Regions from separate parts of the Homo sapiens genome. Here region 2 is linked to region 1. Evidence: chromatin loops called from intact Hi-C (ENCODE). Cell type or tissue: IMR-90. All regions are shown on one strand. Links, peaks and the distances in the headings refer to the core of each region. The heading gives the core; the rest is flanking DNA.

Region 1 (16,228 bases), core at 3,612-11,611:
TGCTCTGAAGAAACCATGTGGAGCTCTTCATTTGTGTTCCTCTGTACTTTAGCAGACATCTTAAAATATTGTCTGATTTACAACTGAGAAAGAGTGAGAGATGGTGGGGTAGTTTATCAAAGCAGAAAAAGGTGCCTTTTTGGCTGTTTTGTCTTTCTACAGTTTTTGGGCAAGGTATTGATAGCATTGTTTTTTTCTTTTTTTGGTCATGAGTCAACCCATGAAAGATATTCAAATATGTGTTACTTTAGATTTTGCGCAGGCTGAGGAACTAGATCTCAGCAGAGAGAAGTGGAAAGTATTCCTGGGAACTGAGAATAAATGACTATCCAGCAGGCATTTCCTCTCTACAGGACATTGCAGATGGGAGGTCTTCAGTACTGGAGAACTTTTCTCAGGACAACATGTTAGACTTAGCTATCTGCCAAGTTTGGGCTTGTCTGAGTGCATCATGGTAGTATTTCTGAAGTAAGATCTTTCTCAACTTCCTTTATCCTGTTGACCTAAAGAAATAAGCTGAGGATAAAATATAATTTTAAAGAGTTTACTTGAGCTAAAATGAGGAAAGCTGCCTGGGATATACTTCCTAGTTGCCTTGGTGAGTGCTCAATTGAGCCTTTGTTAGAAGCAAGTTTTTAAAGGCAAATGGGAATAAGGAGGTGGCTGATGCACAGTTATTCGACAGGAATTCTCATTGGCATACATAAATAAATAACATTGATTAGTAATTGACCATACATTGTTGAAATATAGGATATGAGTTATGGTGTTTGGTATATGGCATTGTAGGGCTACTGGATATCAATCACTCTAAAGCCAACATACCAAATGGCATCAAAGGGTAATTGTTTGGCCTAAGGGAGGAGAGAGATTTGACTGCTGTCACATTTCACTCTCTCTCTCTGGACCTGATAATTTAAAGGGGCTTGAATTCCTCAGATAAAAAGCTTATCTCCTTTCTCACTTTGTACCACTATTCCCTAACTCCAATTTCAAAGTGGCCAGAAACAGGTGTTACTTTTCTATGGAAGAGAAGAAATATTACGTAGAGGAAAGGAAGAGAAATCTGATCATAACTACACTTTCTTTTTCTTTTCTTTTTTAAAAAAAATATGTATACATATTTATTATACTTTAAGTTCTAGGGTACATGTGCACAACGTGCAGGTTTGTTACATATGTATACATGTGCCATGTTGGTGTGCTGCACCCATTAACTCGTCCTTTACATTAGGTATATCTCCTAATGCTATCCCTCCCCCCTCCCCCCACCCCACGACAGGCCTCAGTGTGTGATGTTCCCCTTCCTGTGTCCAAGTGTTCTCATTGTTCAATTCCCACCTATGAGTGAGAACATGCGATGTTTGGTTTTTTGTCCTTGTGATAGTTTGCTGAGAATGATGATTTCCAGCTTCATCCATGTCCCTAGAAAGGACATGAACTCATCCTTTTTTATGGCTGCATAGTATTCCATGGTGTATATGTGCCACATTTTCTTAATTCAGTCTATCGTTGTTGGACATTTGGGTTGGTTCCAAGTCTTTGCTATTGTGAATAGTGCCACAATAAACATATGTGTGCATGTGTCTTTATAGCAGCATGATTTATAATCCTTTGGGTGTATACCCAGTGGATATATACTGGGATGGCTGGGTCAAGTGGTATTTCTAGTTCTAGATCCCTGAGTAATCACCACAGTCTCTTCCACAATGGTTAAACTAGTTTACAGTCCCACCAACAGTGTATAAGTGTTCCTGTTTCTCCACATCCTCTCCAGCACCTGTTGTTTCCTGACTTTTTAATGATCGCCATTCTAACTGGTGTGAGATGGTATCTCATTGTGGTTTTGATTTGCATTTCTCTGATGGCCAGTGATGATGAGCATTTTTTTCATGTGTCTGTTGGCTGCATAAATGTCTTCTTTTGAGAAGTGTCTGTTCATATCCTTTGCCCACTTGTTGATGGAGTTGTTTGTTTTTTTCCTGTAAATTTGTTTGAGTTCTTTGTAGATTCTGGATATTCGCCCCTTGTCAGATGAGTAGATTGCAAAATTTTTCTCCCATTCTGTAGGCTGCCTGTTCACTCTGATGGTAGTTTCTTTTGCTGTGCAGAAGCTCCTTAGTTTAATTAGATCCCATTTGTCAATTTTGGCTTTTGTTGCCATTGCTTTTGGTGTTTTAGACATGAAGTCCTTGCCCATGCCTATGTCCTGAATGGTATTGAAAACCTGAATAGGTTTATCTTCTAGGGTTTTTATGGTTTTAGGTCTAACATTTAAGTCTTTAATCCATCTTGAATTAATTTTTGTATAAGGTGTAAGGTAGGGATCCAGTTTCAGCTTTCTACATATGGGTGGCCAGTTTTCCCAGCACCATTTGTTAAATAGGGAATCCTTTCCCCATTTCTTGTTTTTGTCAGGATTGTCAAAGATCAGATAGTTGTAGATGTGTGGTAGTATTTCTGAGGGCTCTGTTCTCTTCCATTGGTCTGTATCTCTGTTTTGGTACCAGTACCATGCTGTTTTGGTTACTGCAGCCTCGTCGTATAGTTTGAAGTCAGGTAGTGTGATGCCTCCAGCTTTTTTCTTTTGGCTTAGGATTGACTTGGCAATGTGGGCTCTTTTTTGATTCCATATGAACTTTAAAGTAGTTTTTTCCAATTCTGTGAAGAAAGTCATTGGTAGCTTGATGGGGAAGGCATTGAATCTATAATTACCTTGGGCAGTATGGACATTATCATGATATTGATTCTTCCTACCCATGAGCATGGAATGTTCTTCCATTTGTTTGTGTCCTCTTTTATTTCGTTGAGCAGTGGTTTGTAGTTCTCCTTGAAGAGATCCTTTACATCCCTTGTAAGTTGGATTCCTAGGTATTTTATTATCTTCGAAACAATTGTGAATGGGAATTCCCTCATGATTTGGCTTTCTATTTGTCTGTTATTGGTGTATAAGAATGCTTGTGATTTTTGCACATTGATTTTGTATCCTGAGACTTTGCTGAAGTTGCTTATCAGCTTAAGGAGATTTTGGGCTGAGAAGATTGGGTTTTCTAGATATACATTCATGTCATCTGCAAACAGGGACAATTTGACTTCCTCTTTTCCTAATCGAATACCCTTTATTTCTTTCTCTTGCCTGATTGCCCTGGCGAGAACTTCCAACACTATGTTGAATAGGAGTGGTGAGAGAGGGCATCCTTGTCTTGTGCCAGTTTTGAAAGGGAATGCTTCCAGTTTTTGCCCATTCCGTATGATATTGCCTGTGGGTTTGTCATAAATAGCTCTTACTATTTTGAGAGACGTCCCATCAATACCTCATTTATTGAGAGTTTTTAGCATGAAGGGCTGCTGAATTTTGTCAAAGGCCTTTTCTGCATCTATTGAGATAATCATGTGGTTTTTGTCTTTGGTTTTGTTTATATGCTGGATTACGTTTATTGATTTGCGTTTGTTGATCCAGCCTTGCATCCCAGGGATGAAGCCCACTTGATCATGGTGGACAAGCTTTTTGATGTGCTACTGGATTCAGTTTGCCAGTATTTTACTGAGGAGTTTTGCATCGATGTTTATCAGGGATATTTGTCTAAAATTCTCTATTTTTATTGTGTCTCTGCCCGGCTTTGGTATCAGGATGATGCTGGCCTCATAAAATGTGTTAGGGAGGATTCCTTCTTTTTCTGTCAATTGGAATAGTTTCAGAAGGAATGGTACCAGCTCCTCCTTGTACCTCTGGTAGAATTTGGCTGTGAATCTGTCTGATCCTGGAATTTTTTTTGGTTGGTAAGCTATTAATTATTGTCTCAATTTCAGAGCCTGTTATTGGTCTATTCAGAGATTCAACTTCTTCCTGGTTTAGTCTTGGAGGGTTTATGTGTCCAGAAATTTATCCATTTCTTCTGGATTTTCTAATTTATTTGCGTAGAGGTGTTTACAGTATTCTGTGATGGTAGTTTGTATTTCTCTGGGATCAGTGAATCGAAAATATAAGGATACTGCCCAGCTTTTCATCCAGGGGCAGGAGAAAAACAACTAGTGCTACATCACAGATCCCAAAAGACAGTAGGAGAAAATGATTTACCATTAAAATCAATTAATTATGTTTTTACAATTAACCAGATACACACACACACACACACACACACACACACACACACACACACACACATCCTTGCAAGCAGACACACACCTGAAACTTTATTTTTATTGGCAATGTAAACAATAAAAGAGTAGCCCATCTGTAAAAGATGGATATTTAAATTCTAAACACTTTCCTCATATACTCCATTCAATTTGTTTATTAAATCAGAGATATTTTGGTGCAGATAAATATTCATGTTAATTTTATATTATGTATTTCTTTTGAGATTATTCTAATTGATTATTTTTTATTTGTAGAATAATTATGTGGACTTGACTCATATTTAGCTAATTTAATTGACAACAGTAAACTTTTTGTACAGTCTTATATTCTTCAGCTTGTGTTTTACTTCATCTTTTGTTCAAACAATTATATCTGTGTAATTTATTTAAGAAGTTACATAAGTGATATAATTACTGAACGCTTGTTTTAATGACTTAATCAGGGAATAATTTGTAAGCATCTACTGAGTCAGGAATATCTATTTTCTTTATGCATAAAAAGTATTTTGGCTGATTGGAGAATTCTTGAATTTTAAGTCTTTGTCTACTTCTTACCTTCTCCCTCCCCATAAAAGATCTTTCCTTGCAGCTTTGTTATCAATATCCTTTGTTGTTTCCAGGCTGTGTTCTTTTCCTTTGTTTTCCCTCATCTCTATCCTGTGTTATTTGTGTGCTTATATTGTTTTTGAATATTAAAACTCAAATATTTCAATGAAATGACACTTGATATTAGAATACTTAGATTTTGTTTATACATTCATGTTAAGCTTCAGTTTAAGATTATTATTATTATTATTATTTTTTTTTGAGATGAAGTCTTGTTCTAGTCACCCAAGCTGGAGTGAGCAATGGCAAGACCTTGGCTCACTGCAATCTACAACTCCTAGGTTCAAGTGATTCTCCTGTCTCTGCCTCCCGAGTAGCTGGGATTACAGGCGTGCACCATCACACCTGGCTAGTTTTTTGTATTTTTAGTAGAGATGGGGTTTCACCATGTTGGCCAGGCTGGGCTCGAACTCCTGTCCTCAGGTGATCTGTCTGCCTCAGCCTCCCAAAGTGTTGGGATTACAGGCGTAAACCACAGTGCCCGTCCAAAATAGTTGTGATTATTGTTATTATTATGTTTTTTAGAGACAGGGTCTCACTCTGTCCCCCAGGCTGCAATGACACAAACTTGGCTCAATGCAGCCTTACCCTCCTGGGCTCAAGCAATCTTAATACCTCAGCCTCCCAAGTAGCTGGGCCTAAAGGCACATGCCACTATGCCCCCCTAATTTTTTGTAATTTTGTAGAGATGGTAGTCACTCTATGTTTCCCAAGCAGGTCTCAAACTCCTGGGTGCAAGCCATCCTCCCATCTTAGACTCCCAAAGTATTTGGATTACAGGTGTGAACCACCATGTTCAGCCTATCACTTATTTGAGTAATACATAATTTGTATTTTTTCTGCTTTTTTTTTTCTGAAACAGGGTCTCACTCTGTCACCCAGACTGTAGTTCAGTGGCGTCATCAAAGCTCACTGCAGCCTCTAGCTCCTGAGCTCAAGCAATTCTGCCACTTCAGCATCCTGATTAGCTAGGTCTACAGGCACATGCTACCATGCCCACTATCTCATTCTTTTTTAGCTTGTTTTTCCTAGACTGAATTTTCCGTATCTTTCACATTTTCTTATAATTACCTTCTTTTATATTATTTTGTCAATTGTCATGAATTTAGTTTGTTGGTTGGCTTTTGAAGACTCGGTCATATATTCTTTGCCTAGGCCAATATCCAGAAGAGTTTTTCCCAGGTTTTCTTTTAGGATTTTTATAGTTTTCAGGTATTATATTTAAGTCTTTAATCCATCTCAAATTAATTTTTGTAGATGATAAGAGGAATGGGCCCAGTTTCATTCTTCCTGTGGCTATCCAATTTTCCCAGCACCATTTATTGAACAGGATGTCATTTCCCCAGTGCAAATGTTTTTGATAACTTTGTTGAAGATCGGTTGGTGGTAGGTCTATGGCTTTATTTTTGTGGTCTGTCTTCCATTCCATTGATCTATGTGTTTATTTTTATATCAGTACTACACTCTTTTGCTTACTACAGCTTCAATTTAGTTTTCTGTAATTTCCAATAGGTTGTTTTAAGCATTCTTAACAAAATAATGTTTATCAAATCAAAACAATGTATTTTCATCTTTTTAGACAGTTTGTTCTTTATTACTACTTGCTCTAGCTTTATAGCTGAGATATGTTCTTTTGTATCTAGAGAACGAAATTAAAACTAAAGTTCTGCTTTGTTTATAGCAACAAAAGTGTTTTGTGACAGCAACTCTTTGATTAGCAATAAAAGTCCCTGGCTTTTGACCTCTTGTGTTTTTACATGGTTTTGACACTTTTCATTTTTGTACTCAGTTAAAGGAAAACCTTAAAAATAGTTCTCTGCTTACAGTAACTACTCACTCTGAAAAAGAAGCCTTTCTAATGTTGTTCTTTATATATGTGACAGCCACACATCAAAAGAGCTTCCAATACACTGTGGCTACTCATTCTAAAAAAGATTTCTACTGCCCAAATATTATTCTTCTTAGGGTTGCTTTTCAATCAATAACAGTTAGTCATGCCCAATATCATTTAATGAATATAGCTATACAATAGGAAATAATGTTCAGAAGGAGATGTTCTCTGCCCTCACGGAGCTAAGAACATGCCAATCACTGCCTTCATCTTTGGGGTTTATCAGGATTCCTCCATTGAGTACCTAGCTGTCTTTTTAACCATAGAACATTCTATTTTTGAAGCCAGAAAAATCATATGTCTTCCTTCTAGGTCAAGTGTTTGTTTCACTTTTAATTGCATTTAGCCAAATCTCTAGTGACAAGTCTGGTAAGAGAGTCAAGTTTTAAGCAGCAATGTGGCTTTACTCAATTTATTTATTTATTTATTTATTTATTTATTTATTTATTTATTTTTATGTTGGTCATAAATTTGGTGTCTAGTGGGATAAGAAAAAATTGAACACCATATTTATGTTGCTTGTGAGTCAAATTGTCACTATTGTCTTAGGGTTTCTAAAACTATTTAGACTTTCTTCTTTGGCAAAAGACCTCTCCGTTGCAGAATCTCTTTGTCTCATAAAAATTAATGTACCTATGTCAATTAGTTCAACCATTTTGGAAGACAGTGTGGCTATTCCTCAAAGACCTAGAGGCAGAGATACCATTGGACTCAAGAATCTCATTACTGGATACATACCCAAAGGAATATAAATCATTCTATTATAAAGGTACATGCATGCATATGTTTATTGCAGTACTATTTACAATAGCAAAGACATGGAATCAACCTACATGCCCATCAATGATAGACTGGATAAAGAAAATGTGGTACATATACACCATGGAATATTATGCAGCCATAAAAAAGAACAAGATCATGTCCTTTGCAGGGGCATAGATGGAGTTGGAAGCCATTCTCCAGCAACCTAATGCAGGAACAGAAAACCAAACACTACATGTTCTCACTTATGAGTGGGAGCTGAATGATGAGAATACATGGACACATGGTGGGGAAAAACAACACACACAGGACCTGTTGGGGTGGGGTTGGGGGAATAGCATCAGGAAAAATCGCTAATTGATGCTGGGCTTATTACCTAGTAGGTGGGGTGATCTGTGCCACAAATCATCAAAGCACACATTAACTTATGTAACAAAACTGCACATCCTGACCATTTATCCCTGAACTTAAAATAAAGGTTGAAGGGAAAGTTAAAGAAAGTACGAGATGTGTTTGAGCTAAAAAGCAAGGCTTTGTGTCAATGGAAATGCCATACATGTCATATCTCAACATGTAACACTATCAAAAATTAGGCAAAATGTTTCATTTTCCCGGTGTCAAACACCAAAAATTATTTTTGGCATTTTAATTACTGTTTTTATTCCATTAGGCCTTCTGTGAGTAGGGATATTTTGTGTAAAATTCTAATAATCCCTTATACTTTTTATGAGCAGATATATTGCTTCATTAAATCTGATTGTTTATAGCTAATAATAAAAACTTTACCAAACCTAAAAAAAATTAATGTACCTAATTTTTATATGAATTCTTATTTTATTTATTGAGAGGAAACTGTAGATATGTGGATAGTCAATAAATGTAGATTCATGATTTCTTGCAATTTACAACTTTAAATAGCAGTAATGGTCATACTTATTACCAAGCATCAAAAATTTGATAAACCTATCCAGCAGATGGCGGTGTTACCATAATGTGGTGTGTGTTTAATAGATTATTTTAGTCTTAAAAGTTTTAGAAGACAGGTGCTATTTGCATTTAAATGGAACCATTGTTCAAGTATTTAAAAAAATGATACCATCCATGAGGCAATTTGGTAGTGTGTGTGCAATATATCAAGAAATTATGTGTAGAAGTTATCAATTAACATAAGAAAATCATTAGAAATATATAAATTATATATAATTCATTTATAGTTATAAACTTTATAAATTATAATTTTACCTTATATTTATGTGTAATTTATATATGATAAACATGATTATTCAAAAACAGTATGAGTGTATTTGAAAAATATTTTAGTAATATTCTATTTATTATCTGAATTTTATATACATATATGTATGAGTAATTTATTTTAAAATTTCATGGGTTTTTTTGAATAGAAGTAATTTATAAATCTATATATTTGATTTTTCTAAAATACTTTGTCCCAATTCTGTAGTAGCAAAATTAAATTGTAGTTATTTAACTTATTGAATTCATGTAAAAGATTTTAATTTAAACAGTTACTATGAGCAAAACAAACAAGTTAACAGTTCCTCTTACCTATTCAGAACTGAGAAACTATAAGATCTTGAACAGTGTCCAGAAAAATGATAAGATACTGAGAAAGAAAGGCAATGTCAGCATCACAGGATAAGAGTATTAGCTAAGAAAGTACACATCTCACTAGAATTTAGAAGGACCACAGGTACTTCCATGTACAAATATTTATTTTGTTTTTATACTATGATTTTCCTCTGTCATTGGCCATTATTTTTAATTTGTGGGAGAAAATGTACAAGACCTTACATGTACAAGGAATTACATTTGATATTAATGTTTTTCCTAGCATAACATTCAGTAGACTTTTAATAGCTACTTAGTAAGTTAATATGGTCAATCAATTTTTTATGTTCTAATCAAAATTTATTCTATTTACTTTGCCTCTAGGAGAGAGGAAGAAAGTGACATTCTTGGGCATGGATCAATGGCACCACAAATCCCATATTTTGAATTTCAATATTTATGCCAATAACTCAAGTATTTATTTTTGATAGTGAAAGCGTGATTGTAGTTACTTTGATGAAAGTTTTCAGTGGTAAATAATTAATATGCATCATGTTATATTGCATTTGGTTATATGCAATAATTAATACATATTTTGTATATTCTTACTTTAAAATAAATATGTATTTATTTTTAAAGAATAAAGCTTACAGAATGACAACTAAAAATACTCCTTTCAAAACTTTTGTTGTATCCAGCAGAGTAACCACTGTCATCAATGTTGTATATAATTGTCCATATATTTTACATATATTAGCCAATACAGATATATTTTTATCAACTTGTATCCCACTATAAATATTTATCTATAATAGTTTGCAGGACATTTAATACATATTTTTATTAATTTTTATCCTATAAATTTAATATGTTTTCTTGGTTCAGAGCTAAATAATACAGAAACATGATAAAAGCAAGTTTTCTTTCTTATAGCACACCTCCTAAACTCAATATCAATTTCATTCCTGTTAACAATTAGGTATAAACTCATCATGTATTTCTTTTCTATTAGTGTTTCACTAGATCTGAATATTTTTTCTACTTTTTGGAGTTCTTTCTATGGTAAGAAAATACATTCTTAGTCAACTATTAATAACATTTTTCAGTTTTATTTCTTCTTTAGACTTGATTTATTTTGTTTTACTTAGATTTTAGCAACAGTAGTCGAAAAGGTTAGGTAGTGAAATATATCAACTTTTAGCTTTGGAGAGTCTGAGTATTATTATTTCAAATTAAGGCATTCATTCCCTATGATTAGAATTGAAAAATATTCACTTATATATTTTGTTGTCACTTTTGTGACACTGTTAATTTTTTAACATACAAATATTTTATCCATCTAATTGTTTTGTTGTATGAAGGAGTTAGAGTTTTTTTGCTTTTCCTAAATGGTTAGTTTTAACATTAGAGGAATGGCTTTCTGGTGATCTTTTCCAGAGAGTACCTTTCAAATAAGAACATTTCAACAAGTCTGATTTCATATAAAAATATATGTCATGCCTTTACTTGAAAATTTGATCTAGTGATGAAACAGTAAGCAATATTTGTTTTAAAAATAATGCTTTAATTTGTGTTCTAAAATTGAGGTTATGTTGCCTGTGAGTCAGATGTCACTGTTATTTGGGGGCTTCTAAAACAGTTTAGGGTTTTTTCTTTGTCAGAAGACCTCTACATTGTAGAATCTCTGTCTCATGAACAAAATTTAGACTAGAGCTAGGAGTGATAGCACCTCTTAAAAGTTGTTTATTTCTGCCATCCATTTGCTAGAATGATCACTTTCATAAAAATCCTTGACTTGTGATTCTATTCCCTTTAATTTGTGACGATGGCAACCAATTCAGAGATTCATTAAAGATTCTATCTCAGTTTTAGAAAACACTATTAAGAAAACCAATATGTTGTATTACCTTCTTATAGCTTCTCATTTTGTTCCAAATCTATCTTATGTTAAAGGAGGAATAGTTAAATTGTTTAAAATAAAATATTGTCTAAATGATTAGAAAGATTCCTTATTCTGGTCACCTCTCCATCAGGGTTGTTTTTTTTTCTGTGGTGTATCTATGAGCCTCTTGAAATCTAGTACTCAGAAATAAATGCAATATATCAGATATAAGCTGAACAATAGAATTTACAGTTTTCATATCAATAGCACTACACTTCTAAACATGCAGGTCAACGAATAATCACTTAATAATTTGTAGCTGTTTTTTTCAAATGATTAAAATGTAAGGTAACTCTTCAAGCTTATGGTCAACTAAAATCTCATGAATAAAATGTTAATTTGGTTATCACCTTTAAACACACTTTAAGCTTAAATATAAGTTATTCCATTATTTTTATTAAATAGAAAATTGTGGAATCGAGACAAGAATTTTAGTTTATTTTATTAATTTATAAAAGTATTAATTTAGAGATTAAAATGTGCCAATTTCCTGATTATTACAACAAAGGAAGCTAGATCAAACAAGGTTTCTGCACTTCTCCAAACATAGAATCTGTGACACATATTTAGCTCAAATTAACTAAATAAATGAACCATTTGGAGAAAAAAGCTAAGGAAGCACTGACCAGAGAGAAAGAAGGAGGCTGCTTGTGCAATAATTACACTTAGCTACCTAGAGACTTGTTCAATGATATAGGGACCTGTACTTGTCAGGAGGTGGATAAGATTGCTGGGTAAAGATTCTATATTATAGAATTTGTCTCTAATACTACAGCAATACATTCAATACTTTCCAAATTTAAGTATTAGTACAATGTTGAAAGATAAGCAAGTAAAAAACAGGCATGAAGCTTAAATGAACTTGACTTATTCTTCATAAACATATACAGACTGAGCATTCTCCATATCCTTCTCAATTAAACTTGAAACAGCACTAGAATATTAAAATGTGTTGTCACAGTAACAATACATATACAACTCTAAAATGTGCCACTATAGAATATGATAGAACAAACACACAAAAATGTCACATGTAATTTAACTACCCAAATCATTTTAATTTTCTAAGAATATCTTGAATACAATGGTTTTCAACATCTGGTCTTTGGATTAGCTCCATTGGTGTCACCTGGGAACTTATTAGAAATATAAATTGTTTTTGCTTTTTTTTATTTCAATAGATTTTGGGGGAACAGATGATATTTGATTACATGAGTAAGTCACCTTATCCATGAAACATTTAGTGGTGATTTTTGAGATTTTGGTGCACCCATCACCCAAGCAGTGTACACTGTACCCAATGTGCAGTCTTCTATCCCTCAGCTCCCTCCAACCCTTCCCTCCAAGTCCTCAAAGTCCATTGTGTCATTTTTATGCCTTTGCATCTTCATAGCTTAGTTCCCACTTATAAGTGAGAACATATGATGTTTGGTTTTCCATTCCTGAGTTATTTCACTTAGAATAATGGTCTCCAATTCCATCCAGTTTGCTGCAAATGCCATTATTATGTTCCTTTTTATGGCTGAGTAGTATTCCATGGTTTGTGTGTGTGTGTGTGTGTGTGTGTGTGTGTATATACATAAATATAAAAATATATATATACACACATACATGTGTATATATGTAACATTTTGTGATATATATATAACATTTTGTGATTTATATGTGTGTATATATATATATAAAAAACATTTTGTGATATATATATCACATTTTCTTTATCCATTCATTGCTTGCTGGGCATTTGGCCTGGTTCCATATTTTTGAAATTATGAATTGTGCTGCTATAAACATGCATGTGCAAGTGACTTTTTTGTGTATTGACTTCCTCTGGGTAGATACTCAGTAGTGGGATTTCTGTATCAGATTATAGATCTAATTTTAATTCTTCAAGGAATCTCCATGGTTTTCCATAGTGGTTGTACTAGTTTACATTTCCACCACCAGTGTAAAAGGGCTCCCTTTTCACTATATCCATGCCAACATCCATTATTTTTTGATTTTTTAATTATGACCATTCTTGGAGAAGTAAGGTGGTTGGTATGATTTGACTGTGTCCCCACCCAAATCTCATCTTGAATTGTAATCCCCATATGTTATTTGGGAGGGGCCCAGTGGGTGGTAATTGAATCATGGGGTGGTTTCTCCCATGCTATTCTCATGATAGTAAGTTCCCACAAGATCTGATAGTTTTATAAGGGGCTTCCTCCTTTGCTCAGCTCTCATTCTTCTCTGTCCTGTCACCCTGTGAAGAAGGATGTTTTTGCTTTCCCTTCTGCCATGATTGTAAGTTTTCTGAGACTTCCCAGGCCCTGTGGAACTATGAGTCAATTAATCCTCTTTCCTTTATAAATTACCCAGTCTTGGGCAGTTATTTATAGCAGCATGAGAATGGACTAATACAGTGCTATTGCATTGTGGTTCTGATTTGCATTTTCTTGATAATTAGTGGTGTCGAGCATTTTTGTCATATGTTTGTTGGCCATTTGTATATCTTCTTTTGAGAATAGTCTATTCATGTCCTCAGCTCACTTTTTGGTGGGATTGTTGTTGTTGTTGTTTTCCTTGCTGATTTGTTGGAGTTCCTTGTAGGTATTGGATATTAGTTCTTTCTCAGATGAATATTGGTGAAGAGTCTCCCCCACTCTGTGGGTTGTCTGTTTACTCTACTGATTATTATTATTATTTTGCTGTGCAGAAACTTTTTAGTTTAATTAAGTCTCATCTAATTATCTTTCTGTTGCGTTAGTGTTTGAGTTCTTGGTCATGAAGCCTTTGCCTAAGCCAATGTCTAGAAGAGATTTTCTGATGTTGTCTTCTAAAATTTTTATTGTTTCAAGTCTTAGATTTAAGTCTTTGATCAATCTTAAGTTTATTTTTGTATAAGGTAAAAGATGAGGATCAAGTTTCATTCTTCTACAAGTGGCTTGACAATTATCCCAACACCATTTGTTGAATAGGTTGTCCTTTACCCACTCTATGTTTTTGTTTGCTTTGTCAAAAATCAGTTAGCTATAAGTATTTGGCTTTATTTATAGGGTGTCTATTATGTTCCATTGGCCAATGTGTCTATTTTTATGACAGTACCATGTTGTTTTGGTTACTATAGTCTTATATATAGTTTGAAGTCAGGTAATGTGATACCTCCAGATTTGTTCTTTTTGCTTAGTCTTGCTTTGGCTCCTTTTTGGTTCCATATGAATTTTATAATTTTTTTTTTGTTCTGTGAGGAATGATGATGGTACCAATATCCCCAATGAATATAGATGCAAAAGTCTTCAACAAAATACTAGTTAACCAAATCCAACAACATATCTAAAAGATAATTCACTATGATCAAGTGGGACTCATACCAGGGATACAGGGATGATTTAAAACACAGGTCAATAAATGTGATACACCACACAAACAGAATTAAAAATAACAATTACATGGTCATCTCAATAGATGCAGAAAAATAATTTGAAAAAATCCAGTATCTCTTTATGATTAAAACCCTCAGCAAAATAGGCAAAGAAAGGACAAACCTTAAGGTAATAAAAGCCATCTATGACAATCCCATAACCAACATTACACTGAATTGGGAAAAGTTGAAAGCATTCCCCCTGAGAACTGGAACAAGACAAGGGTGCCCACTTTCACCACTTCTATTCAACATTGTACTGGAATTCCTAGCCAGAACAATCAGACAAGGGAAAGAAATAGAGGGCGCCTAAATTGGTAAAAAGGGAATAAAACTGTGTTGTGCACTGATTATATAATTGTATACCTAGAAAACCCTAAGGATTCACCCCAAAAGCTCCTAAAACATATAAACGAATTTAGCAAAGTTTCAGGATACAAAATCATCATACACAAGTCAGTAGCACTGCTATACACCAACACTAACCAAGCTGAGAATCAAATCAAGAACTCAACCTCTTTTACAAGAGCTGCAAAATAAAATAAAATAAACCAAGTAGGAATATACCTAACCAAGGGGGTGAAAGACCTCTATAAGGAAAACTACAAAACACTACTGAAAAAAATTATAAAAGACACAAACAAATGCAAACATATTTCATGCTCATGGATATGTATACTAAATATTACTGTGAAAATGACCATACTGCCAAAAGCAATTTAGAAATATAAATTCTTAAGCTTCATCCCAGACTTAATGAATTAGAAACTCAGGGGTTAGGACTGGGCCCAGAAAGCTGTGTTTTAACTACTTCTCCAAGTGACTCTGAAGTCACTAAAATCTGAGAACCATTGTTTTTGTAAAGTAGTTTCATCAACTTGCAGTGACATAGAATCATCTGGAGACGTTTTTCAAGTGGCATTGACTGATTTCCACCCATGTTGATTTAATAGGTTTCATAAATTTTTAAGCTTTTATATTTCTTGCACAATTGTACTTTGTAATGTGTTACTGATCCAATATTTTGCTCATTCCACTTGCTTTTTTTTCTCTCATTTTTCTTTTACTCTTTTTTTCTTCTGTCATGGACTACTCTTTCGGTGTTTGTGTGTGTGTGTGTGTGTGTGTGTGTGTGTGTGGTTATTTAAATTTTTAAGCTTCTGTCCATGAATTTTGAGAATTTAACAAAAGACATGTTGAAAATGAGCCATGTGTGTCAGGCTCAGTTCTTCTCAATCTTCTTATTGAGCTCACATTCTTCAAAGTCTCTAATTATGTCTTCCTGAAACAAGAAGGCCACCAAAGCAACTCAATGCCTTTCTTCTTGAGCAGTCTTCCTCTCCCTCCATGAAGCTCTGATTCAAAGCTTCTTGTCCTACAGAGAGAATTTAAAAAGTGGCTGTAGAATATCAGCTCACTTCTCTGTGAATTCTCTGACTCGATTCCTGTCTCTGCTAGTCCTAGCTTCTTCAGCGCTCTCTTATTTTTTTAAAGTGGCTTTAAATGTTTTAAATCTGGTTCTTGTAATTATTCTCAGTAGGAGAGCTGGATTGCTTCAAGCTACTCCATCATAACGAGAAGCAAAAGTATAATGTTATTTTTATATTTGAACTTGTTATTTTTTAACAATTATTTTTGTATGTAATTTGTATTTACTGTACTTTAATATGTGTTTGTTTACGTGGAAAGTATATTTACTTATACTTCTTTTTTCTATTTGCATTTTAAAGTTCTTATTGTGAAGCATCCTTAATACTTATCCCAATTACTTTGATTTAATTACTACACATTATTTTATAAATTTGTAGCTTTTCCAAAAATTATATAGGTTTCTTTAATATTGTAGCATGCATAATCACCTTGGAAAAGTCTGAATTTAATAAGTAGTCTTTTTTTTATTATTATACTTTAAGTT
Region 2 (16,228 bases), core at 5,141-13,140, 390 kb before region 1:
TGGTGATGCTGATGTTAACAAACCTACTGCACTGCCAGCCACATAAAAATATAGAACATACAATTATGTACAGCATAAAATATTTGATAATGATAATAAATATGTTATGGCCTTATGTATTTACTATACTAGCCTTCTTGTTTTCATTTTAGAATGTACTCCTTCTACTTGTAAAAGAAGCTAACTGTAAAACAGCCTTAGACAGGTCCTTTAGGAGGTATTTCAGAAGAAGACATTGTTATCATGGGAGATTACAATTTCACTTCCTGTTATTGCCCCTGAAGAATTCCCAGAGGAACAAGATGAGGTGGTAGAAGGAAGGGATATTGATGATCCTGACCCTGTGCAGACTAGACTAATGCATGTGCTTTTGTCTTAGTTTTTAACAAAAAACTTAAAGAGTGAAAAAGAAATTTTAAAAATATAAAAAAGTTTATAGAGTAAGACTATACAAAAAAGAAAATATTCCTACATAGCATACAGTGTGTGTTTTAGACTGTGTTATTACAAAGGAGTCAAAAAGTTAAAAGAAGTATATAAAGTAAATAAGTTACAGTAATCTAAGGATAACATTGAAGAAAAAAATTTATTTTATGTTTATTGTAGCTTAAGTGTACAGTGTTGATAAAGTATACAGTAATGCCCTAGGCCTTTATATTCAGTCACCACTCACTCACTGACTCACTCAGAGCAACTTCCAGTCTTGCAAGCTCCATTCATGGTAAGTGCCTTATACAAGTGTACCATTAAAAATATCATTTATATGCTATTTTTACTGTACCTTTTCTATGTTTATATACAAAAATTTTTACAATTGTATTATAATTGGCTACAATGTTGAGTACAGTACCTGCTACACAGGTTCGTAGCCTAGGAGGAATAGGCTATACCATATGGCATAGATGTGTAGTAGACTATACCTACTCTATGTAAGTACACTCTATGAGGTTCACACAATGAAGAAATTGCCTAATATCTCTCAGAATGTATTCCTGTCATTAAATGACACATGGCTGTATATACATAATATATAGTGCATATATATATGTTATTTACATATAACATATAAATGACATGTAACATATAAAATGATATTATATAACATATACAGGTGTATATATATGTTATGTATAACACATATAGCATACAGTATTATAATGTTATTTTTATATGACATACATAAATATATATATATCTGTTGTTAAATTTTGATCCTTATATTGAATACAATTTTGATAATCTATTTTACTTTTTCTGACCAAATATTAGTATCACTGAGTTCCACAAAATGATGAAATAATTGGTAGATATTAAGGCATCCTAAGGTATATGTCTTATGGAAAAACGTAAATTGTTTGTTGACTTTTGTCTTTTCTTTTGAGGGCTAGATATTTCATTAGATTATATTAATCAGGAACAAGATTTAACCAATAAAAATAAGGCTAATCATGATATCTAACTCTTTATAAGACATTGTAATGAGATATAATCTAATGAGAATTGTGTGCTCAGCAAGAGGTAGAGGAAAAAAAAGGTTCTTGCAAAGTACAGAAGTAGGAAGAGCAGGAACAGAGCAAGGGGATGGAGGAATTCAAGTCGAGGTCACAAAGGAGGCCAAACAAAAGTTGAATCAAGAGGAAGAGAAGAGTTTAAGTTTGGATATTTTAGTCTTTTTATTTCTATATTTATATTGTTTTTTATATTTATTTATTATTCAAAAGATATATTTGATCTTTCTAAGGTCTCTTAGGGGAAATAGTTTTAGAATTTTTCTGTGTTGTAGAGAGCTAAATCTGGACAATGACTTGGAGTTTCAATGAATGCTTATATTCAAATATGGATAGAAAACCGGAAACAAATATTTATGCCTATGGAAACTGGGCTGTACATTTCCATGTCATCTATAACAGCCCTGAGTAATGAAAAGATTAAAAGAAACTTATTCAAAGACAATAAAGGAAATAGTAATGATTTAGGAGGTTGTATTAGTCCGTTTCATACCGCTATAAAAATGTGGCTAAGACTAGGTAATTTATAAAGAAAAGAGCTTTAACTGACTCACAGTTCTGCAGGGCTTAGGAAACTTGCAATCATAGCAGAAGTCGAAGGAGAAGCAAGCACCTTCTTCACAAGGTGGCAGGAGAAAGAGAGAGTGAGGGGGGACCTGCCAAGCACTTTTAAACCAAGAGATCTCTTGAGAACTCACTATTACGAGAACAGTATGGGGGAAACCACTTCCATAATCCAATCACCTCCCACCAGGTCCCTCCCTCAACACATGGGGATTACAATTCAAGATGCGATTTGTTTGGAGACACAGAGACAAACCGTATCAGTAGTCTTTAAAGAAAGACGACAGCGTGGTCATCAGCAAGACTTATTCAGATGTTCAGTAGGAGAATCTGAAAATGAAAAAAAAAAAAATAAGAGAGAGAGAGAGAGAGAGACAGATCTGCAAACTATCATTGCTGAAGTAATCCAGGTTGAGGAGCAGCAAGTCCAGTATTGACCTGAGTCGAGGTGCCAAAAACTGTGGAAGAAAATATAAAACAGAGCACTCTTAAGCATAAGCTTTCTTTTGAAATGTTTCCATGTGAGAATGAGCATGCTGCCACGTAAGTCACCTGTTTTATAACATAAGTGTAATAATTCCATGACATAGTGAATTACATAACATATAAATTACAATGGGAGTAGAATGGTCTTTTAATCAACAGTGCTGTATCAATTGGATATTCCCATTAGAAAAAGTAGATTTTATTTCATTTCACCCTATATAAAATATTAATTTATTAGGGATTATAATTCTAAAAGTGAAAGGTAAAACACTAAAAGTCCTAGAAGAAAATATGAAATATCTAGTGTATATCAAATGTATCAAGTGGGACACAAAAAATACTAACTATAAAGATACATAAATGGAATTACATTAAAGTTAAACATAACTGCTTATCAAAAAACACCATTTAGAAAATAAAAAGGCAAGCTACATTTGCTATGTATACATCTAACAATCAATTTACTTCTAGCAAGTCTAAAGAACTCCCCAAAAGATGGGTCAAATTAATTTTTAAAAATCTGCAAAAATTTTGAACATATAGTCATAAAAACTTATTCAAATGTACACTCAACATTAAATGGACTGAAAAAGCAGTGCATTTAATTACTTAATGAAAAACGCAAAGGAAAACCACAAACAGATAACACTTGATATCTACCAGAAGCACTAAAATTTAAGGCTGAAAATACCAACAATTGTATAGAAAATATAACACACACACTTCTAATGTAAGAATAAATTGGCACAACCAGTTCTAAAGCACTGCTTAGCGTATCTACTAAGACTAACATTTTGACTCAGTAATCCCTCCCTTATGTATATACCAAACAGATTTGCCTATTGTTACCACAAGATATGTAGCAGAATGTTCATACCAGCAAATAAAATAAGAGAAACAACTAAAATACCAACCAGTAGTAAAATTGATTAACAATTTTTATCATATTAACTTGAATTCTATAGGACAGTGGTTCTCAGTTGGAGACTATTTCATCCCCAGAGGATGTTTGACAATGTCTAGAGACAGTTTTAGTTGACACAACTGGAGAAATGTTATTGGCTTCTAAGGGGCATATGCCAGCAATGCTGCCAAATATCTTCCCATGCACAGCTCCCATAACAAATAATTATCCAGTCCAAAATGTGCATAGTGCAAGATTGAAAAATTCTGCTATAGAACTATGAGAAAACTACACATAACCACATAGATGAAAAAAATGATACAGAGGAGTTTTACACTGAATACTTTGATTTATGAAAACTTCAGAAACAGACTCATCAAACCCTTTCACTGTGTTAGGAATCAGCTTAATGATTACCTTTGACAGGAAACAGTGATTAGAAAGGGAAGGGAAGGGGTCACTGATAATGGTAGTGCTCTGTAAACACAAAACAGAATTCTAAGCCCCCCAACAGACTGAATGGACCCCTCCTCTCAGCCAAAGGCATTCCAAAGTTGACCTGAAAAACTAGTTCAGGCCATGATAAGAAAAGGGGCTTGGAAATGCCTCATTCAGGCACAACTGACCAGTATTAACATTAAAACAGAGATCTTAAGTCTGACAAAACAGACTTTTTGTAGCAATAACATACCAAATTCTAATCTTACTCTAGTATAGCATCATCATATGACAGATAACAAGCCCTAAAAGAAATTGAAGTATTTTACCCCAATATATATATATATATATATAATTGAACTGCAGATCTTTCTAATAGCAGAGCTTGGTACCTGAGGAGGTGGTTGTCTGTTAGTTAGAGACTCCCCTCAGAAGACAGTAGTCCTGGGATGGGCATGGTGGCTTACACACATAATTCCAGCATTTTGGGAGGCCAAGGTGGGTGGATCACCTGAGGTCAAGAGTTGGAGATCAGCCTAGTCAGCAAGATGAAACCCCATTGTCTCTACTAAAAGTACAAAAATTAGCCTGGTGTGGTGGCAGATACCTGTAATCCCAGGTACTTGGATGTCTGAGGTGGGACAATCACATAAACCCAGGAGACAGAGGTTACAGTGAGCCAAGACTTTAGACTGGGCAACAGAGCAAGACTCCATCTCAAACACAAACAAACATAAAGAAGGCAGTAGATGGTAGTCCTACCACATTATTCAGGCATAAACAGTTAAGTTATTCCCCATGGTTAACTTAATAGCCTCTGTTACAAGCAAGGCTACCACTGAGACTGCTCAGGGGCAAGCTGGCCACCCTTTGGCTACTAAATCAAGTTCCTTACTTAGGTAGGCAACAGGCTACTGGGCTGTACCCTGGGCCTATGTTAGAACTCCCAGTGCCATTCCCTTTATTTCTGACACATAAAGATTAAACATTTTTCCTATGGAGAGATAAATGGCTGGTGTCTTCAGGAAGGCTCGTTTTAGTTGGTCAAAGGCCTTTCTAGGCTCTGGTTCCCAAATTAGACAGTGAGTTTTAGCTGCCTGAGTCTCCTTTATTAAGTGGTATAAGGGACAAGCTATTTCACTCTACCCAGGTATCCACAGTCTGCAGAATCCTGTAATGCCCAAGAATTCCCTTGGTTACTTGACAGTTTGGGGGAGGAGAAAGGAGAAGATTTTCTTAAACCCTTCTTTGACTAATGCCCTAGTCCCCTCTGACAGGACTAGGCCTAGGTATTTCACTGGGGTCTGACAGAGCTGAGCTTTAGATTTTGAAACCTTATATCATCTGTTAGCTAGAAAATTAAGAAGAGCCTTACTGCCTTCCTTAGAGATTTCCTCTGTTGGAGCCCAGAGGAGAATGTCATCTATGTATTGTAAAGCTTTAACCTGAGGATAAAGGAACTCAGAGAGGTCTCTTGATAATTACCTGCCCAAAATAGTGGAGGCTGTCTCAGAATTCCTGAGGTGACACTGTCCAGGTTAACTGGGTGGTTTGGTTAGAAGGATCCTTGAATGCAAACAAATACTGAGAGTCAGAGTATAATGGTATGCAGAAGAAGGCATTCTTTAGGTCCAGGACTGTGAACCATTTAGTTACCTCAGGTATTTGAGCTGGCAGGGTATACAGATTGGGAACCACCAGATGTATCAGAACCACAGCCTCATTAACAAGGTGGAGGTCCTGAACTAGTTTCCATTCCCCATTGGGTTTTTGTTCCCCCAATATCAGGGTATTACAAGGGTTATTGCAGGGCTTGAGGGGGCACTGCATCCTCAAGTTATCAATGATGGCTTCTAGTCCATTCCTAAACTCTAGTTTCAGGGGATATTGTTTCTGGTTAGGAAAGGAGGGGGAATCCTTAAGGTGGACCTTGACCCGTAGGGCGGTTGTGGCTTAGCCAATCTTCCCTTCAATTGCTCAACCTTCTGGGTTAATATCAGTCTCCAATAGAGGGAGACAAAGAGTTTGCCCAGGGGCCATCAGGATGGTGGTCCACAGTTGGGCCAGAATATCCCTGCCCAACAGAGAAGTTGGGCTTTCAGGCAGAATTAGAAATGCATGGGTGAACAAAAGGTCTCCCCAACTTCAACTAAGAGGTTAGGAAAAATATTCAGTAAAAGGCCTTCCTGAGATGCCCCTCATGGTCATGCTAAGAGGAGAGAGGGCCCTGTGTTGGAGAGGAGAACTGAGACCAGCTCTGGTTTCCAAAAGGAGGTCCACTTTTCTCCCTTTGATTTTCAGAATTACCCAGGGCTCCTGGATGGTAATGGTGGTCTGGACCACCGGGAAGTTGAAGAGATGAGCTCTGGGACTCATCAGCCCTGCTGCTGGACCATATGGGAGATTGGTCTGGAACTGGTGACGAGCATCTCTGGGGACAGTCCACCCTCCTCCAGTGGTCCCCATTTCAGATTGGACAAGGTCAAGGTGGCTACTTCATGCTTCCTGGACAATCCTTCCTAAAATGCCCTGGCTTGCCACATCTGTACCAGTTAAAGGGTGTATCCTGGGAATTCTGGGATTTGTTGGCTTGCCTGGTGGTCATTAAAGCTCCTGTATCTTTCCTGTGTTTCCTCTCTGTCTCTCTCGGGCCTCCTTTTCACTTATAAAAAACCAAAGTATCCACTTTCAGGAGGTTCTCTAAAGTACTATCTAGTCCCAGGGCCTATTTCTGCAGCTTCTTCATGATATCAGGAGCTGCCTGAGTAATAAATTTATCTTTCAGGATTAGTTGTCCCTCAACTGAATCAAGAGATAGACAAGTGTGCTTGACCAAGACCTCTCTTAGCCTTTCCAGGAAGGCAGTGGGATTTTCATCAAATCCCTGGTTTATCATGGATAACTTGGTATAAATGAGAGGCTTGGTCCTAGTCCTGTGTAACCCCTCCATTATGCACTCCTGAAAGTCTCCTCTTCCATTCTCCCATTTCGTCATTGGGATTCCATCCAGGGTCATCTATTGGTACTGCCTCTCTTCCAGTTGGATAAAGTTTGTCCCCTTCCCTGATGCTATATGTGATACAAAGCTCATCCCTAAATCTCACTCTTGTTTGCAGAGCAGCCTGCTTCACAGTGTTAGTCAGGGTCTGATTCAAAAGTAACATAAAGTCTTTCCAGGAGAGCTCAAATACTTGGGTGAAATTCGGGAAAGCCTCTATTTATCTGTCAGAGTCATCTGAAAACTTGCCAAGATCCTCCTTAATCTGTTTTAAGTTCTGTAGACAGAAGGGAACCTGGACTTTACTGAGGCCAAATTCACCAGGCATCTGTTGGAGAGCAAGAGCGAGACTGGGGCTTGTCTAGGGTGAGGATTTCTAGGAGGGGGCACGCAAGAGAGAGAAGCTGGATAGGGAGGATGAGGTAGACCTAGAGGAGCAAGGCTGCAGGGAGCTGGCTTCTCTGTTGGAGGTGCTTCTGGGATGTGTTTTATTAGTTCCCTGGGATTGCCCCTTGTAGCCTCCCCTGAGATGGCAAACAGGAGGGACGGATAAATCCTACACTGTCAGGAAAGGTCTGGATTGCCATGCAAGGTAAAGAAAGCCTGCACATACAGGGCCTCAGACCATCTGTCCTCATGTTTACAGAAAAGGTTCAACTGCAGGGCTGTATCAAAATGAATGGGTCCTTCCTGAGGCCAAACCAGTCCTTCTTGTAAAACATAATTTGGCCAAACCTTTGTGCAGAGGGATATGAGGCATTTTTCCTCCACAGTCTGAGGGTCAAATCAGTCCCATTGGTTCAGGGTACACTCCAGAGAAGTACAACCTGGGGATGGTGAAGATAGCTGGTTTCCAATTCTAAAAGACAGGGAAATAGAGGCATCCTTCATTTTCTTTCTTCTTTCAGTGATAACCAGAGGTGTAATGGAGAGAAAGTGGGCATCCTTTATTTCTCTTCCATCTTGTCACCTAGTCCTGGCGACCTTGGCAGGTGCCACCCACGGGTGCCAAAGTGATTTTCACCTGTGCTAACAGAGGAAGTGCTATTGGGTGGGAGTATCTTCTCTTACCCATTACGCCCTATTTTCCCTGCCGTAAACAACCTTTGAGTTCCCTGGGCCTCATCTATGTCATGGAGCATGGCCTCCTTCCATGAAACAGAGATTTAGTTAGCAGGAATTGGTCCTACCCATTTACATTGTGCCTGTTGCCTAGCTTCGGATCCCTCAGATCAGGTTTTTCATTCTAGGGCCTCAATCTGAAGCCTAGAATTGATTTTGGGACAAATTTCAGGGGCTGCATGGATCTGTTTAGATTAAGTCTCAGATGTGCCCTGGTGAATTTGCAGTTATCAGCCAGCAGGGGTCGGTCATCCACTGTTTTTCCTGTTATAAGCAGAGTGCTGGAGATAGGAACCCTCTCACTTAGAAAAGAATAAAGGAAATATCTTAAAGTACAAAAAAAAAAGTGTGTTTTGGGGGGAACTTCTTGCTCTGTACAAATGGGTTTCTTCAACTACTGTATCCCTTCCACGGTTCAGACCAGTAAGGACCACTCAACCATGGGAGGAAAAGCTCTACTGGTGCAGCAATCAGGAGGCACTGGGGGCCCAGTGGCAGCCATGGTTTTTTCCCACCCCTCATGGCCATTGGGCACAGCTTGTGCATGCTGCAGACAGGCCCAGGTGCCCAAGTCAGAAGGGGAGGCAGTAAGGTGGTAAGTCACCGCACCTTGTCCATCCCACGCATCACCTGCAGCCATTAGGGGGAGGTTTGGGGTCGCACCTCTAAGAACAAATGGAAACCAAATTGTTCTAAATTGCTCCCTTGATTGCTGGGCCAAACATACATTGTACTTAGTAACATCTCAGTAGTTTGCAGCATTACCCTTAACATTATACAGAAGAGATAGGAGCCATTTCAAGCCATGAAAAAACAAAAGACACCACAGCAAAGTCTGGGGATCTTGGCCAAAGAAGTTTAGTCTTGGGGCCTTCCAGCAACAAAAGATGCCTTTGGTTGCCCCAGGACTCTACTCTGGTTCCATGGAACGATTAGACTTCCATGAAGAAAAAAAGAGCCAATATTTATTTTACTCAAAGGAAAGAGGGAGGTGTCAGGGTCTTGGAAAAGAGGCAGATCCGACAGCTCTGCATCTGTACTCACCCTTGTGCTGAACCCCTGGATCACAGGCGAGCCCCCAGTTAAGACGGAGGAGTTCCCTGACCCCTTAGTGGGACTTGCAACAGGGGTGTGACTCATTTACTCGGCCGCCATGCACTCAAACCCCTTATGGGAGCATGCAGGTGAGCTGGGGCAAGTGCTTTTGGGCTCTTGCCCCACGGCCATGTCTAGGGGTGCTACGATGCTCTTTTAGTTTTGCCATCTGTGGGTGGCTAAATGTTAACCAGCTCAGTGGAGTCAGGGTGACAGCCTTTTACACCCTGCCCTCTTGGTCCCCAGGTCCTTGTCCATAATCCAGGAAGAATCAGCTCACACAGACTTGAAGAATGGTAAATGCGGGGATTTTATCGGGTGATGGAGTTGGCTCTCAACAGAATGGATGAGGAGCTGAAAAAGAGATGGAGTGAGAAGATGATCTTTCCCTGGAGTTCAGCTGTCTCGCGGCCGATCTCCTCTCTGACCATCCCCAGACAAACTCCTCTCAACGTTCAAAAGCTCCTTCTCTTCTTTCTTTCACTGCTGTGCTGTTCTGCCACTCTGTCAGTGGAGCTTGGGGTTTATATTCATACAGGATAGGAGCATGGCAGGCCAGAGTGGTTTTGGAAAAGGCAGCATTTGGGCACAAAAACATGAATGCCTATTCCCTTTGAGGGACATGGATTACCAGGCTTGAGGGTGGGGCCTTTGCAAGGGAATTGCCCTCTTCTACTAGGTCCCTGCCTCCTGTCCATATCGCTAGCATTAAGATGCCAAGTGAGAAATTTCAGCATTTGAGAATTCACTCTGCCAGCAAGCTAGCAAGTTAGCCAGTCATAATTTTACAGTTGCATCTGGTGGAAAGATATTAGACTTCTGAGTAAGAGCAAAGTTTCTTATTCAATGCAGTAGATTAGCCAGAGTAACACTTCACATCAGTTCTCTGAGCCCCAGTTTTCACAGGGCAACATGATAAGGGCCAGGTGGTACATGAATATACCATGGGGAAGCATTCCAGGAAAGGAACCTCGCCTTTAGGACACTCTAGTCTTATAAATGGGCTGCTGACAAACCTGTTCTTCTCCCCTCTTGAGACAGACACTGTCTTTATACCTTGGAATATAAGCAAGTTCATTTTGGAGAAGTAGGAGGGTCTCTATAATTATTAAACTGGAATGTCTCACGGGTAAGACATCTTTAAATCACTACAGAAGAAGTTACTGGCTTTCTCTTTACTATCTGGAAATGTAAATACATTTGCACCAGAGGGAGTTCCTGTCTCTATCTTTCCAGGGTGGCTTGTAAAAACATTCTTGAGACTATAGTTCTGGAGAACAAAGACTAATGTCTGGATGTGTAGAAACAATAGAGATTCATCAAGAATTATCTAGCAGCATCACAGAAGTGTGGATAAAAAACTGTGATATTATTTTTAACTATCAAAGAATATAAACATATGTGTGTATTGGAAATACACACCCACTACTAGTGATTATTTGTAGAGATTTACTCTCATATCATGGTAAATTTGGAAATTGTCACAAGTTCTTTTAAAAGCACATTTAAAATATGAATTAATATTAATATCATTCATGTTGTTCGACTCAGTACATCCAAGCTAAAGAATTCAAAGTTCTCAGTAGTGTGCTTTATAATTTTTGTTATAGAAATATTTAAAACAGCATATTATATAAAGAGAGAATAATGGTGAAATATATTTGGAATACCCATTCAATGGAATAACTTCGAACAATACATTTGCTGAGAGAATAGCACCTAAGATAATGTTAGGTTAAAACACAATTATTGCTGAGCTGAAAACATTATAGATAGATGCAGATATGGATACAGCTATATAGATGTACATATGTAAATATGTAGAATCAGATACAGATACAGTACAGATATATATTTAGAACAGTAACAAGAAGAAAATATTTTAACATAATTTTTTTCAGTAAGTCTGTGGAAGATTTATATTTTTCTTTATACATTTTTGCATTTTCAAAAGCCCATGTATAAAGTATCACTTTTATCTTATAAAAAGTTTTATAAATTAACCTCTATTTTTTAAATTGTATTTGGCTTTTTAAATGCCATCCACATTAACACCTCAATCTGTTTTCACATATTTGAGTGATATTTTAATTGGTTGGTGATATGGTTTGGCTGTGTCCCCACACAAATCTCATCTTGAATTGTAGCTCCCATAATTCTGACATGTTGTGGGAGGGACCAGGTGGGAGGTAATTGAATCATGAGGGTGGATGCTGTTCACATGACAGTGAATAAGTGAATAAGTCTCATGAGACCTGATGGTTTTATAATGGGGAGTTACCCTACACAAACTCTCTTCTCTTGTTGTTGCCATGTGCGACATGTCTTTCACCTTCTGCCATGAATGTGAGGCCTCCCCAGCCATGTGAAACTGTGAGTCCATTAAAACTCTTTTTCCTTATAAATTACCCAGTCTCATTTACATCTTTATCAGCAGTGTGAAAATGGACTAATACAGTAAATTGGTACCAGTAGAGTGGGGCGCTGCTTTAAAGATACCTGTATTAGTCTGTTTTCATGCCACTGATAAAGACATATACATGAATGGGCACTTTACAAAAGAAAGAGGTTTATTGGAATTACAGTTCTACATGGATACACAGATAGCAGCAGGCAAAGAGATAGCTTGTGAAAGGAAACTCCTGTTTTTAAAACTATCAGTTCTCCTGATATCCATTCACTGTCATGAGAACAGAACAAGAAAGATCCGGCCCCATGATTCAATCATCTCCCACTGGGTCCTTCCCACAATATGTAGAAATTACAAGAGCTACAAGATGAGATTTGGGTGGGGAAGCAAAGCCAAACCATATCATTCCACTCCTGGCCCCTCCCAAATCTCATATCTTCACATTTCAAAAGCAATCATGCCTTCCCAACAGTCCCCCAAAGTCTTAACTCATTTCAGCATTAACTGAAAAGTCCACAGTCCAAAGTCTCATCCATGGCAATACAAGTCTCTTCTGTCTACCAGCCTGTAAAATCAAAAGCAAGTTAGTTACTTCCAAGATGCAAAGGAGGTACAGGAATGGGGTAAATACAGCTATTCCAAATGGGAGAAATTGGCAAAAACAAAGGGGCTACAGGTCCCATGCAAGTCTGAAATACAGCAAGGCAGTCAAATCTTAAACCTGTAAAATGATCTCTTTTGACTCCATGTCTCACATCCAGGTCACACTGACACAAGAGGTAGGTTCTCATAGCCTTGGGCAGCTCCACTCCTGTGGCTTTGCAGTGTACAGCCTCCCCTCCAGCTGCCTTCATGGGCTGGTGTTGAGTGTCTACAGCTTTTCCAGGTGCACAGTGCAAGCTGACGGTGGATCTACCATTCTGGGGTCTGGAGGATGGTGGCCCTCATCTCACAACTCCACTAGATGATGCCCTAGTAGGGACTCTGTGTAGGGGCTCCCACCCCACCCCACATTTCCCTTCTGCATTGCCCTAGCAGAGGTTCTCTATGAAGACTCCACTGCTACAGCAAACTTCTACCTGGATATCTAGGTGTTTCCATACATCTTCTGAAATATAGTTTGAGGTTCCCAAACCTCAATTCTTGACTTCTGTGTACTTGCAGGCTCAACACTATGTGGAAGATGCTAAGGCTTGGGGCTCCCACCCTCTGAAGCCATGGCCTGAGCTCTATGTTAGCCCCTTTCAGCCATGGCTGGAGCAGCTGGGATGCAGGGCACCAAGTCCCTAGGCTGCCCATAGCACAGGGACCTTAGGCCTGGCTCACAAAACCATGTTTTCCTCCTAGGCCTCTAGGCCTGTGATGATAGGGGCTACCATGAAGATCTCTGACATGCCCTGGAAACATTTTTCCCATTATCTTGGGGATTAACATTTGGCTTCTCAATACTTATGCAAATTTCTGCAGATTTGCAGAATGGGATTTTCTTTTCTATCACATTGTCATGCTGAAAATTTTCTGAACTTTTATGCTCTATTTCCCTCATAAAACTGAATGCCTTTAACAGCACTCAAGTCATATCTTGAATGCTTCACTGGTTAGAAATTTCTTCCACCATATACCTTAAATCATCTCTCTCAAGTTCAGAGTTCCACAAATCTCTAGGGCATGGGCAAAGTGTCATCAGTCTCTCTGCTAAAACAATGAGAGACACCTTTGCTTCAGTTCCAAACAAGTTCCTCATCTCCATCTGAGACCACCTCAGCCTGAATTTTATTGTCCATATCATTATCAGCATTTTGGTTAAAGCCATTCAATAAGCCCTAGGAAATTCTAAACTTTCCCACATTTTCCTGTCTTCTTTTGAGCTCTTTAAATTATTCCAACCTCTGCCTGTTACCCAGTTCCCAAGTTGCTACTTTCAGGTATTGATATGCTTTGGCTCTGTATCCCCACCCAAATCTCATATTGTAGCTCCCATACTTCCCATGTGTTGTGGGAGAAACCTGGAGGAAGACGATTGAATCATGAGGGCAGGTCTTTTCTTTGCTGCTCTAGTGATAGTGAATGGGTCTTATGAGATCTGATGGTTTTAAAAACAGGAGTTTCCCTACACAAGCTCTCTCTTTCCCTGCTGCCACCCATGTAAGATGTGACTTGCTCCATGTAGAACTGTAGATCCAACAGACCTTTCTTTTGTAAGTTGCCTGGTCTTGGGTATGTCTTTATCAGCAGCATGAACATGAATTAATACAGTATATTGGTACAAGTAGAGTGTGGCATTGCTGAAAAGATATCACAAAATGAGGAGGCAACTTCAGAACTAGTTAACAGGCAGAGGTTGGAACAGTTTAAAGGGCTCAGAAGAAGATAGGAAAATGTAGGAATGCTTGGAACTCCTTTGAGACCTATTGAATGGCTTTGACCAAAATGCTGATAATGATATGGACAATGAAATCCAGACTGAGGTTGTCTCAGGTGGAGATGAAGAACTTGTTGGGAACTGGAGTAAAGGTGACTCTTGCTATGTTTTAGCAAAGAAACTGGTGGCATTTTGCCCCTGCCCTAGAGATTTGTGGAACTTTTAACTTGAGGGAGATGATTCAGGGTATCTGGTGGAAGAAATTTCTAAGCAGCAAAGCAGTGAAGATGTGACTTGGGTGCTTTCAAAAGCATTCAGTTTTAAATGAAAACAGAGCATGAAATTTTGAAAAATGTTCAGCCTGACTATGCAATAGAAAATAAAAAACCATTTTCTAAGAAGAAAATCAAGCTTGCTGCAGAAATTTGCATAAGTAACAAGAAGCCAAATGTTAATCACCAAGACAATGGGGAAAATGTCTCCAGGATATGTCAGAGAACTTTGTGGCAATCTCTCCCATCTCAGGCCCAGAAGCCTAGGAGAAAAAAATTGCTTGTAGGCCAGGCCCGGGGGCCCCTTGCTGTGTGCAATCTAAGGACTTGGTGCCCTGCGTCCCAGCTGCTCTTGCTGTGGCTAAAAGGGACCAAGGTACAGCTCAGGCCATGGCTTCAGAGGGTGCAGGCCCCAAGCCTTGGCAACTTCCACTTAGTGTTGAGCCTGCAGGTACATAAAAGTCAAGAACTGAGGTTTGAGAACCTCCAACTAGATTTCAGAGGATTTATGGAAAATCCTGGATGTCCAGGCAGGAGCTTGCTGTAAGGGTGGGACCCTCATGGAGAACCTCTGCTAGGGCAGTGTGGAAGGTAAACATGGGGTTAAAGCCCCTACATAGAGTCTTCACTGGGCACCGCCTAGTGGAGTTGTGAGAAGAGGGTCACTGTCCTCCAGACCCCAGAATGGTAGATCCACCAACAGCTTGCACCGTGAGCCTGGAAAAGCTGCAGACACTCAATGCCAGCTTGTGAAATCTGCCAGGGGAGAGGCTGTACTCTACAAAGCCACAGGGGTACAGCTGCCCAAGACCAGGGGAACCCACCTCTTGCATCAGTGTTAGCTGGATGTGAGACATGAAGTCAAAGGAGATCACTTTGGAGCTTTAAGATTTGACTGCTCTGCTGGATTTTGGACTTGCATGGGGCCTTTAGCCCCTTCATTTTGGCCAATTTATCCCATTTGGAATGGATGTATTTATCTAATGCCTATACCTCCATTGTATCTAAGAAGTAGCTAATATGCTTTTGATTTTACTGACTCATAGGCAGAAGGGACATGACTTGTCTTAGGTGAGACTTTAGACTATAGACTTTTCAGTTAATGCTGAAATGAGTTAAGACTTTGGGGGACTCTTGGGAAGGCATGATTGCTTTTGAAATGTGAGGACATAAGATTTGGGAGGGGCCAGGGGTAGAATGATACAGTTTGGCTATGTCCCCACCCAAATCTCATCTTGAATTGTAGCTCTCACAATTCCCACATGTTGTGGGAGGGATCCAGTGGGAGGTAATTGAATCATGGGTGCAGGTCTTTCTTGTGCTGCTTTTATGGTAGTGAATAAGTCTCCCAAGATCTGATGGTTTTATAATGAGGTGTTTCCCTGCACAAGCTCTCTTCTCTTGTCTGCCACCATGTGAGATGAGCCTTTCATCTTCTACCATGATTGTGAGGCCTCCTCAGTCATGTGGAACTGTGAGTCCATTAAACCACTTCTATCTTATAAAATACCTAATCTCAGGGATGTCTTTACCAGTAATGTGAAAAATGGACTAATACAGTTGGTTATTTGCAAGGTAATTTTATTTTATGGGTTTATTTTATGGTCAAGAGTTTCTAAAACTAAGGCTATATAGGATCTCATGTTAAAACCTAGCAATGAGATTTATAATAAAGGATATGGCTACATTTTTGACCACTGATAGCTTTACTTTTCTTTCTTTTCCACATTAGGCCAAGCTGATTTTAAAACCCACTAGCTTCTTCCCTGGTCACTAGCAGGAAGTTTGAAGCCCATAAATTCCCTGTGGGTGCATAGGAACATTTCCCCAGAACATTCCTCTAGTCACTATAAGGGCCCAATCCACTCTCTCTGCTCAAGCCCAGTGGATTGATTTGGGTGCTCATCCTTCTATCTCCAGAAAATTTCATTATGTGAGTAAGAAATCCTTTTGTAATCTTTTGAGGCATGTTTGGCATCATCAGGCTAGGCATCTGAATCAATTTTGTTTGAGGAGTGTTGATCCCATACTCCTTGGAGTAACCACCAAAGAATGTTTTTTTGCATTTA

What was found. Peaks named below come from ENCODE experiments on the same cell type or tissue, not always from the same donor. Only the 100,000 strongest peaks of a DNase experiment are listed, where the experiment ranks them.
Region 2: a loop joins it to region 1, with 3 times the contacts of the local background. A loop is called at or near these places in 2 of 110 quality-filtered maps.

Annotation. Positions count from the first base shown.
Region 1 is chr3:166,004,901-166,021,128 of GRCh38, forward strand. No RefSeq gene overlaps it. Among named protein-coding and RNA genes, the nearest start is that of BCHE, 180 kb to the left of the region's middle. In IMR-90, for the core only: a CTCF peak has its summit at 8,370 (motif pointing right); no DNase peak of the experiment used is centred there.
Region 2 is chr3:165,616,695-165,632,922 of GRCh38, forward strand. No RefSeq gene overlaps it. Among named protein-coding and RNA genes, the nearest start is that of BCHE, 210 kb to the right of the region's middle. In IMR-90, for the core only: a CTCF peak has its summit at 8,253 (motif pointing right); no DNase peak of the experiment used is centred there.